Linked DNA regions of Homo sapiens: region 1 is linked to region 2. The links are chromatin loops, found by intact Hi-C in ENCODE. Cell type or tissue: gastrocnemius medialis. All regions are shown on one strand. Each heading gives the region's core, and the rest is flanking DNA. Links, peaks and the distances in the headings are about the cores only.

Region 1 (5,391 bases), core at 239-5,238, 140 kb after region 2:
TGTTCTAATGGAGCTTAAATACTCAAGTTGTGGATGCAGACAATAGACAGAATAAATAATAAAATATAGAGTGTATTAATAAGTGACAATTACTCTGCAGAAAAATAATTCCTTCAAATTAGTCCAGTTTAACTCAATGTAGGAAGATAATATAAGGGGCTACAATTGTAAAAAGGATGCTCAAATACTTTAAAGTGAAACGGTGAATGCTATGAATATTTAAAAGCAAAGTAATCAAGGAAGAGAGAAAAGCCAGTGCAAATGACCTGAGAAAGGAGTGTGCCTGATATACTCAAGGAAAAGCCAGGAAGGCAGCGAAATGGAGAAAGAGTGAACAATGAGAGAAGTCAAAAAAGTATGGGGGCCAGGCGCGGTGGCTCACCTGAGGTCAGGAGTTCCAGACCAGCCTGGCCAACATGGCGAAACCCCGTCTCTACTAAAAACACAAAAATTAGCCGGGCATGGTGGCACGTGCCTGTAGTCCCAGCTACATGGGAGGCTGAGGCAGGAGAATCCGTTGAACCCAGGAAGTGGAGGTTGCAGTGAGCCGAGATCACGCCACTGCGTTCCAGCCTGAGCAACAAAGCAAGACTCCATCTCAAAAAAAAAAAAAAAAAAAAAAAAAAAAGTATGGGGGAAAGTGGCCAAGATTGTGCAGAATTTTGTAGGCAATTAAAACAAACAAACAAACAAACAAAAAAACTGGCTTTGGTCTGAGTGAGATGGGGGCCACTGGATGTGAACGGAGGTGTGACAGGATCTAAGTTATGCTTTAAGTGGATCACCCTGAGTGCTGTGTTGGGAATAGACTGAAGGGGGCAAAAGTGGGGGCAGTAACACCACTTAGGGGGCAGCTGGAAGAACGAAGATGAGAGATGACAGTAGCTTGGACCAGGATGGTAGCAGAGCGAGCAGGGAGAAATGATAAGATTCTGGGAATCCTTTGAAGATGAAGCGAACAGGATTTTCCAGTGGAAAGGATGTGGCATATGAGGGAAAAGAAGAACCAAGAATGATTTCAGGTTTTCCAGCGGTTTTTTTGTTACTTGCTGTGGTTTTTCTTTTTGCTTTTTGAGCAACTGAAGATAGGGAAATCTGTGAGTAGAGAAAGTTTTAGAAGAAAAAAGCAACTGTTCAGTTTTTAGCATAATTTGTTTAATACGTCTATTAGGCATCTAAGTGAGAGTGTTAATAGGCAATTGAACATATGAATCTACAATTGGGTTCTGGTTTGGAGATATATATTTGGGAGTGGTCAATGTAAATGTGAGGTTGATATCCCAAGGGAGTGAGTACAGATAAAATAAAGAAGATGAGAGTTCCAAGCTCTAGGCCTTGGGATACTTCAATAGTAAGAGAATGAAAAGAGGAACAGACATTAGAAATAAAGACAAACAGAAGTGGCCAGTATTTTAGGAGCAACATTAGAATCCAGGAGAAAAACTTATTTCAAAAAAGAAGAGTTATCTATAAGCCCAAGACAGTTAATAGCTATCAATAGAAGGCTACTATAGTCAAATTACTTGGTATCCAGTCTATCTTGATGTATTATGCAATTCAGAGTGAAGCTGATACTAGCAACCAGAAAATAGAAGTGCTAATAATAATAACAATAACAATATGTCACATTATATTCTTATTATGTTGTCACGCATTTTGACAAGTATTTTACAGTCATCTCATTTAAAACTCTCAAAAACCCTAGTAAATAAAGATTTTCCCTTTTTTATAGAAGATATTCTGAGGCTCAGGATTCTTGTGATTTCCCTGAGTTAGCACAACTCTTAAGATGAGAAACTGTCCAAAACAGCTCAACACCACAGTCTGTGCTTATAACCACTACACCATAGTGAAGATACCTCACCATGCCGCAGTCTTCGTTATTCTGAATTTCCACCGTTTAAAGAGCTTTAGTAACTTTGAAGAAAGATCTTATGTAAAAGTCAAGAAGAAATAACAAATGCACAGCTAATGATAAAATGTATTCAGAATTATAACTATTATAACCAAATATAACTGTTCACCCTCATGAACCATTTTTGACACAGTGTTGAATTCAAAGATATAAAAGTTCAACTCCAGAAATCTTAAAGAACAATATAGATCTTTACTTATAATTTCTTAAAAATAAAGTATGGGGGTGTCAGGGATAGGGGATACACAGCATTTAACAAAAAAAAATACTTTCTAAATATTTTATATGATGTATTTCTCTCACCCCCAAATTTACAACTGCCTTTCTCATAATTATCATATCTGGTACTCTGTCCCCTAAACCCCTGGTGAATAAAATCATCTGCCTCATTTTTGAAGCAGAATAGCATAGGTAAAATTAAAACTCAGGTGCCAAGCTTTGTTACCCAGTCCTACCGTGGGAATCCAACTGCTTGGGGCGTCAGTTTTCTCACTTATAAAATGCAATAATGATAATATCTCACCCTGAGATTATTGTATGGATTGAACAAATCATTCTGTTTAGGCATTTAGTACAATGCCTGACACATGGCAGGTGCAAAATAAGTGTTAGCTATACCGTATGGTGACAGCACCTTGGTAATATTCCACAAAGAATAGCATCATCTCTGTACGTGCTTCCCATGCCCTGCTCCTACTCATACTATGGTGCCTCACACTCAGTTTTCTTCCCATCCTTACTGAGCTGAGGATGATTCATCTCAGTCACTATGACTCTTGAAGCTCCCCTTGGAAAGTCCAGGAGCAAAACTCATCATATTTCTGACATGATACCAGTCTCTGTCTCTGATGATATTAGGGAAAAGTGGTATTCACTTAATTCTTTCCCTCAAGGGGCTGACAACCCCTAGAAATCCCTTGCTAAAACAACTAAAACAAATGTGGGATTGTCTCTTGCCCCCCAAAATTCCTGAGCAGCCTAGTGTCCTAAGGTCTGCAAAACATGGAGAAATCGAGGAGGAGGCCAGAGAATCAAAGCAACTTTGCTTATGATCAGCACGCCACTTTTGAAAAAAATAATAGAGTAAAATCTCCAACTTGATTATAACCAGCTTCTTCAGGGTTTGCAACCTGGAGACCTTATTTTTTTGAGGGGTCAGATTTCATGAAACTGAAGCATACTCAAATCACTCGAGCCGCCGAAATCATACCATCACCTCAGGTTTTAGTTGTTTGTGTGCCTGAAGGTTTGCTAGAGTTTCCTCTTTTTCCTCTTCCAAAAATCATGATGGTTACTTGGTTTGGAAATAAAATCCAGAACGTTGCCTATAAATAGTAAATCGGCCTCAAGTTCTGATTGACCATGCTTCAATCTACTGCCCCCTAGTGGATGGACCACCGTTGCAGCTGCACCTCTCCTTAATTCATAGTTGCCAATTCAAAACTATAAGCTATTCTCCATGGCAGTTCCTGATGAGTTAGAATCCATGAATGACCTGAACGCCTGTAGACCCCCACTTCGTTGGTGGCACTTCCCTGCCCTGAGGCTATTTATCTTTGTTCCATTTCAGTGGCATTTCTAACTGCTTTTCGAGACCTTTATTCCAGTCCCTGGCATAAAATTTCCTACTAATTTCTCCAGTTTCTAGGCAAGCTGGCCTCTACCCTTGGACTCAAAGTCTGCTTAACTCCAGTCCCACAGTTACAGCCAAGTCCCCAGAGATTTGTTCTCGTCCAGTGAAGTAAGGCAAAACCACTGAACAAGCCTAAACATGGCTGTCACTGACCTCTTCTCCCTTTCCAAGAACAATTCCAATTTCCTCAGTAAATGGGTATCCGTGGAGTCTGTTAAAAATCAATTTTCAGCCCATTTGTTCACAAGGAAATTTTTAAGGCTTCCTCTGTTGACCCTCAACCATTAAACTCAAACAAACCAATATGATGCTACAGGATACAAACTGATAGGATAAGATCTACCCAACCAGAGAAATGTTCCCCAGCAAGACAGATGCAGCTACTATTTTCCCTATAATAAGAAATTATTACCATCACAAGGACTACCTTAGCTCTATCTCACCTGAGAGCCTTGTCTTTAAAAGCAAACCTTAACCAGTCATAGTCTGGTCAAGAACCAATGACATAAGGGGTGATCTGACTTACACACAATACAATTAAATAGTTTTTTCTGCCTCCCTCCCTTGTCTCATCTTCAGTTGTCCCCCAGCAACTCATTGCTCTATCCTCATGACCTTAACTCCTTCTGACTTATTGTTTCCTTATTGATGTCTCATGACCTTCTTACTATAATAGGTGATATCATCCAGAGGCTTGATATCATAGGAGATAAAAGATTGAGTTCATTCAGTCAGCTCTTCTTCTTGGTTAATCAACCATCTAACTGTTGACTCTAAGTTCTGCCTTGGACATTGTGTGTGAACATTGATACTGGTCAGTTCCTCCTGTTTTTGATTCAGTTTCTAGAATTATATGGCTTACCCGTAAATCTCTGCCAAACTTCTACATCTATCCTTCCCTACTGCCCTACTGTAGATATATCCTATGGACACATATGTACATAATACAAGGAACACTCCTCTATGTTTATATTTTACAAAATTTCATAATGCCCTGTTTCTTCAGTTGAAATAAACATGCAGTATAAACTTCATAATACTAATTTTCATATAATTCCAAAACATAGATGATCATACTGAAGGTACACTTTTAGTTTAGGTCTAGGGTAATAATTTGAATCCAAAAATCCCACATGTGCCTCCCCATACTTATTCCAAATATAGCTGACTGTCACCTGGACCAGTCTTTATACAGCATTGCATTCAATTAAACAGCAATCTGACCACAGAAGGCCTGAAGTATTATGTAGGTCTTGATTGTGAATTGCTTTTAATGGATAATATGGAGAATTTACACAAAGCTTCACAGAAATCTTTCTAAAAATTATTTCTGGCCATTTCTTATTCAAGCCAGTTCTCTCTCACACAGATGCTGCCTCTTACTTCTCCATGCTCACTTCCTGCCTTGCTTCTCTCTCTCTCCCTTTCCATCTGGTATGGCTTACACACCCAGGGCTACTGACAGGTGAATGTGCACACCATCTGCAGCCCCCAAAGGAGCAGAGTTTGTCTTCTGCTCAGAATGCTTCTCTCACAACAGCCAGCGCTCAAAGGAATTCTGTTGAACACAAATACAAATTCTCTACCTTGTTAAACTTTCCATTTCTAAAGTGTACAATCATTCACCTACCACACAACCACAACAATTTCATGTTCTGCAAATAGAATTTATTTTCAATGACTTCCTCTGGACATCTCTTTCTGATTTTAAGCCAAAAAATCAATTTAAGATGGTCCTAAATGGGGAAAAATCATAACAAGTAGTTGGTAACAGGCATATTTATATCATTGGAAATATGAATGAATGCAAAAGCTATTTTAGATGCATAGACAATATTGGAGG
Region 2 (5,391 bases), core at 264-5,263:
TTCTCCACAACTCTCAGTCCATGCTGTTTAGGTAGGGATGTCTCACTAAACATGGGACAGCATGGATGTGACAACATGGATGTCTCACCCCATGCTGTTTAGATGGGGATGTCCCTTCTCCTTCAGGAAAAGGGACATGGCCTGGAATGGCCAATAAAAGTCACATGATTGATTAAAGAATGATCATGGGACTCAAACAGGATCAGTGGTTGTAACCCCAATACTTCTGCTGGAACTGATAGGAAAGAAACACTCACTTTCCACTGAATTGCTGAACAAGTGGGATAGACATCTGGAGCCATTATGGGCTACTGTGAAAGGATAACTCACCTAAGAATCAAACTAACTGGAGTAAAGGTGATGGAAAGAAACTGACATTTGATGGCAACTTTTAAGTTTCTGGATCCATTTGTGCTTGAAGACAAGTTATACCTCACCTTTTCAATTATGTGGATGAATCTGTGTGGCAGATGACTTTTAAAATGACCATCAATAATCCAACTTTCTAGAATTCATGCCTTTGTGTAATCCTTCCTCTTGAATATGGGTTAATAATTTGCTTTTAAAGAATAGAATAAGTCAAAAGGAATAAGATGTCAACACCATGATTAGTTACAAAAGGCTGTGACTTCTGTCTTACTAGCATGCTCTCTCAATTGCCATCTTGGCTTGCATACTGTGAAAAAGCAGCTGCCACAAGGGTGAGATGCCTGGTGAGGAACTCAGATGACCTTTGGTCAATACAAGGGAGGAACTAATGATACAGACAGGAAGCAGGAGAGCAGGGTCCCTGGTGAGGGGTCCACCCTCAAGCCTGGACCCATGACCCTAAATGAGAACAGGCATTCCTGTTTTTGCACCTGAATGTTGCTTTGTGGCCAACCCCTCCCTGCTATCCTGTGCCCATATAAACCCCAAACTCCACTGGCAGAGGAACAGAGTGGCACGGCAGAGGAGAGAAGAGAAGAAGCATCTGAACGTCGAAGAGGCAGCTAGATGGTTGGAGATTATCTTCCCACTCCATCCCCTTTCCAGCTCCCCATCCCACTGAGAACCATCTTTATAACTCAATAAAACAGCACATGGAGAGTAATTACTAAATATTAATAAAATATTAACACAATATTGCTAGTGATCACTAAATATTAATAAAATATTTAATCCGATATGATTCACCAAGTTACACTGTCAATATCTTGCAAGAAAATTTGTATTGTCTTTATGAAAAGAATGAGTCATGTCTAACAATTAAATTCAGTCTAGCACGCTTTACAAAATTTACATTCTGGCTGATAAGATTGCAACAGACACACAAAATGAATCACAGGAGAAAGTGGAAAAATATTTTTGAATACCTGATCCTACAAACAAATACAATTGTTACAATTATAAATAATGAAATAACGTATTATTGTGCTTTTAGGAAATCATATTTTTTGGAAAAAACATAATGAGAAAGTAAAAAGAGTGATAATTATTACTACTATCATTAATACAAATATATTAATATTAAATTATAAATATTATAGTAGTAAAAATCATAATTGATTTTACTGCTACTACGTGCCATGCATTGCACCTTTTCCTGTAATTGTTTTATTGCTCATAACCACCCTGTGTGAAAGATGTTGTCACATTTTTGTAAATGAGGAAACTAAAACTCAGAGAGAATAGGTAATGTCATTTAATCAGGGTGAAGTTTCAAATCTAGATCTGCCTGAATTTAAAGACTGAGCTTTTTCTTTCATGCTATAGATAGGTGCAGATAAGACTGCCTTTGGGCAGTCTATTAAACTACTTAGCTCATAAAAACTAGAAAAGTAGAAAACTGAGTTATTTGTTTATTCTGGCTATAAAGATAACTAATTTAAAGCAGACAGAGGCAGCTTCCATCTCAGATGAGAACCACCTTTATAACTCAATAAAACCTCCGCATTCACCATCCTTCAAGACCTGATTCTTCCTGGACACTGAACAAGGACCTGGGTACCAAGATGGCAGGCTGTAAAAGGCTCTCGCCCTGACTCTACACTGCTCTGGTTAACACTTAGCCGTCAGTGGACAGCAACTGCTAAAAGAGCATTGTAATACATTTGGACAATCCTGTGGGGCCAGCACAGGGCCTGCTCCCACCAGAGAGAAGTGGCCAGCCGTTCCAGCTTTCCTTCGCTCCAGTTTCTGCACTCGCTTAATTTGCATGCTTCCTCCTGTGAGGAGTGGCCAGAGGCAGGCTGAGTGAAATGAGCCTCTCCAGTTCCTGCTCACAAAGGAGTCAGGGAGCTCCCCAATTTCACTAAGACACTTGGTCCAACAGTGGCCCAAGGAACTGAATGTTACCAGTAACCACTGAATGATTTAGGTAGTGGATCATTTACCATTCTAGCCGCCAGATGACACTGCTGACACCTGGCTGACAGCATGACTATAACCTTGTGAGCGACCATGAAATAGAGAGCCAAGCTAAACTGTGCTCAGATTCCTGACCCAGAGAGACCTTGAGATTAAAAAGTGTGGGTCCTTTTAAGAAGCTCAGTTTCAGAGCAACCAGGGACATAGTAATGGGTAACTAACACAATCCATTTAAGTCGCTTCTGTGTCTAGCATCCAAAAGTTCCTGACAATTTGTTTAAAAATATTTTTTTCATAGAATAAAAAAGAAGCAGCAAGATGAACAGCATTAAGAAAAGATGAAGTTTTAGTAACAGTCTCAGTGGCCTTGAAACTGTCTAAACAAGTGACATAGCATGAGTTCTTTTTCAGGGTCCCTTGTTTCTTGTTTTTAATTTTAACCACAAAGGAGGCAATCTTTAACTTTTAAAAAAGTCTTTAAAAGTTTAGGAATAATTTAAATGCACTTAACAGTTAAGTACTTTAAAAACTTTCAGGAAAATATGTAACAACTAGCAAAAATGAAAAATTCTCCCAGAAGACTTAAAAAAAATTATTTTTCCCTTAGGAGTATTGAAAGAGTAAGTAGAAGAAAGACTGAACAAGTTTAAGATAGAAAATAGAAATTCCGTGGTTTCTTTTTCCTTACCAAATCAGAAAATCACTACATAATAGACTGAAAATAACTTGTTTGAAGTTAGGGACATTTTGATGTAGGGAACATTTATCAAAAGACTGAAAAGACTCAGTGCAAATGACAAAATCAAAATAGCACCTCAGCTGAAAAATGTAGATGAAGCAAATGTTTATAAGCAAGCTATAAGTCGTATTTCAAGTCCTTGCCACCAAAGGGGACCTTAGAAATGTTCTAATCCAGTCTAATTCATACTGTAGGTGAGAGAACTGAGGCCCAGAACAGTTACAGTACTTTCTAAAGCTCAAGCAATTAGTCAATACAGAGCAAGGGTTGCTTTTATATCTTTGAACTCCAAGTTCTTTTCTTTTAGAAAATATTACAACTATATATTACAGACATTTATAATTGGGAGTGCCCTAGGAGAATTGAAGATGGAGTCCACAGAGCTCCCAATATTCTCCAACTACACATTTTCAGCCTTGCCATACCAAACTGCCCTAAAAAACAAACCCAAGGAGGAGCCTGCCATGAGAACCAGCCCCATCATCCAAAAGTGGGATTCAGTTTGGAAGCACTGATAGCAAAATAACAATTGTTTATAACTGGGCCATTATGACAGAATGGTGCCCATTCTGACTGGTGAGGGCCCATGCCATAATGGTTGTTAGCAAAATATTTTGAATATCTTCCTTGACTACATCTCTGCTTGTCTCAGTCATCACAAGGAGCTCTAAACCTCAGGTCATCCCTTATGACCAAGATTCCCCTCTTCATAAGGCTCTCTGTAGCTCCTGGTCCAGCCTAATTTCTTACTCCTCCATTACTGCAGAAACATTTCATTGTAATGTTTGGAACTCATAGTCTGCCATCAGCAAATGACTTCTCTTCTAAATCTCTCCAATAACATTCCTTCCCATCCTAATGCTAACCTGGCTGAAAATGAGAGCATCATTTTTGCTCCTCTGTACCCTATTATTATTTTTCCCTTCATTATTATTTCCCATCATTATTTTTGCCTTCTCAAAAAAATCAAATGAAACCACTTAGCTACTCTAAAGTACAGGCCATCAGATTACAGACTCCTCTACCCCTGCTCCCACAGTCATCTTTCATCCTCCTGATTATCCCTGCTATGGTTTACATGTATGTGCCCCTCCAAAATTCATATGTTGAAGCTTAACCACCAATATGATAGTATTAAGAGCTGGGGCCTTTAGGGAGTGATTAAGTCATGAGGACAGAACTTTCTTGAATGGGATTAATGACCTTATAAAAGAGGTACAGGAGCACTGTCTCTCTCTCTTTTGCCCTTTCCATCCCTTCCTCCATGTGAGGACATAGTGTTCATCCCTTCTGGAGGATATAACAAGAAGGAAGCAGAGAGCAGCCCTCACCAGACACAATCTCTTCTATGGCCTTGATCTTGGACTTTCTAGCTGCTAAAATTGTGAGTAATAAATAATGATTTATAAATTACCCAGTCTGTGGTATTTTGTTGTATCTGCACAAATGGTCTTAGACAATCCCCCTTCACTCACTAAAGACATAAACCCTAGGATTGTTGCCTTTTTCTCCACATTTCTTCTATAATAATTTTTAATAATTGCAATGTTCACATAAAAGAACCATCCAGGTATTTCAGCTCCTAGAACTCCTTACGTCAGATTTTCTAATCTCCAGGCCACTTCTCCCACCCCACTCCCATGGTCACATCTTAGAACTTATAATCACCAATAGCATAAAACCTGTTAAATCACAACCACTTATTGTCTTCTCCATCCATTTCCAGAAGTACCTCCACTCCAATGATTCTTTGACTCCATGGGATCCACAATACAGTGGCCCTAATAAGTTTATCAGCAGTCACTTACCTTGTCCTTTCCTCCCTGTTAAAATAGCCTAGAATTCCATGGTGGTTCATCATTTTAATCACAATCCATTGCCTGCACGGACCCTAAATTCTTTGCTCTTTTCTCTCTCTATCTTACACATCTCACAATAAACAACTGAAGAGAAACTAAATTTACCATTTGTTCTCTTCTTACTCATGAAACTGAACATGGCTAGAAAAAAACTTGTCATATTGACCAATGGCACTTTAAATTTATGACTACACATTTCAAATTGACTCTCAAACATTGCCTTCATCTGATCAATTCATTCTCTTATTCTCCGAAATGTTTATTTCACACATTCTTCTCTCTCCTCAGAATTCTCCAAATTTTTCCATTCTTAACTCTCAGTTTACCCCTTATTTCACTAAAAATAAAAACTAAAACAATCCAAAGACATATGTCATATATATGCACTACCAAATTTACTAATACCTAAGTATCTGTAGCTAAATAATATTTCCTCCTTTGGAT

Evidence for each region. Peaks named below come from ENCODE experiments on the same cell type or tissue, not always from the same donor. Only the 100,000 strongest peaks of a DNase experiment are listed, where the experiment ranks them.
Region 1: a loop joins it to region 2, with 12 times the contacts of the local background. A loop is called at or near these places in 11 of 110 quality-filtered maps.

What each region holds. Positions count from the first base shown.
Region 1 is chr5:107,244,965-107,250,355 of GRCh38, forward strand. No RefSeq gene overlaps it. Among named protein-coding and RNA genes, the nearest start is that of LINC01950, 240 kb to the left of the region's middle. In gastrocnemius medialis, for the core only: CTCF peaks have their summits at 3,296 (motif pointing left) and 3,496; a DNase peak (open chromatin) is centred at 3,307; H3K4me3 peaks cover 340 bases.
Region 2 is chr5:107,102,462-107,107,852 of GRCh38, forward strand. No RefSeq gene overlaps it. Among named protein-coding and RNA genes, the nearest start is that of LINC01950, 94 kb to the left of the region's middle. In gastrocnemius medialis, for the core only: a CTCF peak has its summit at 2,390 (motif pointing right); a DNase peak (open chromatin) is centred at 2,340; H3K27ac peaks cover 1,225 bases.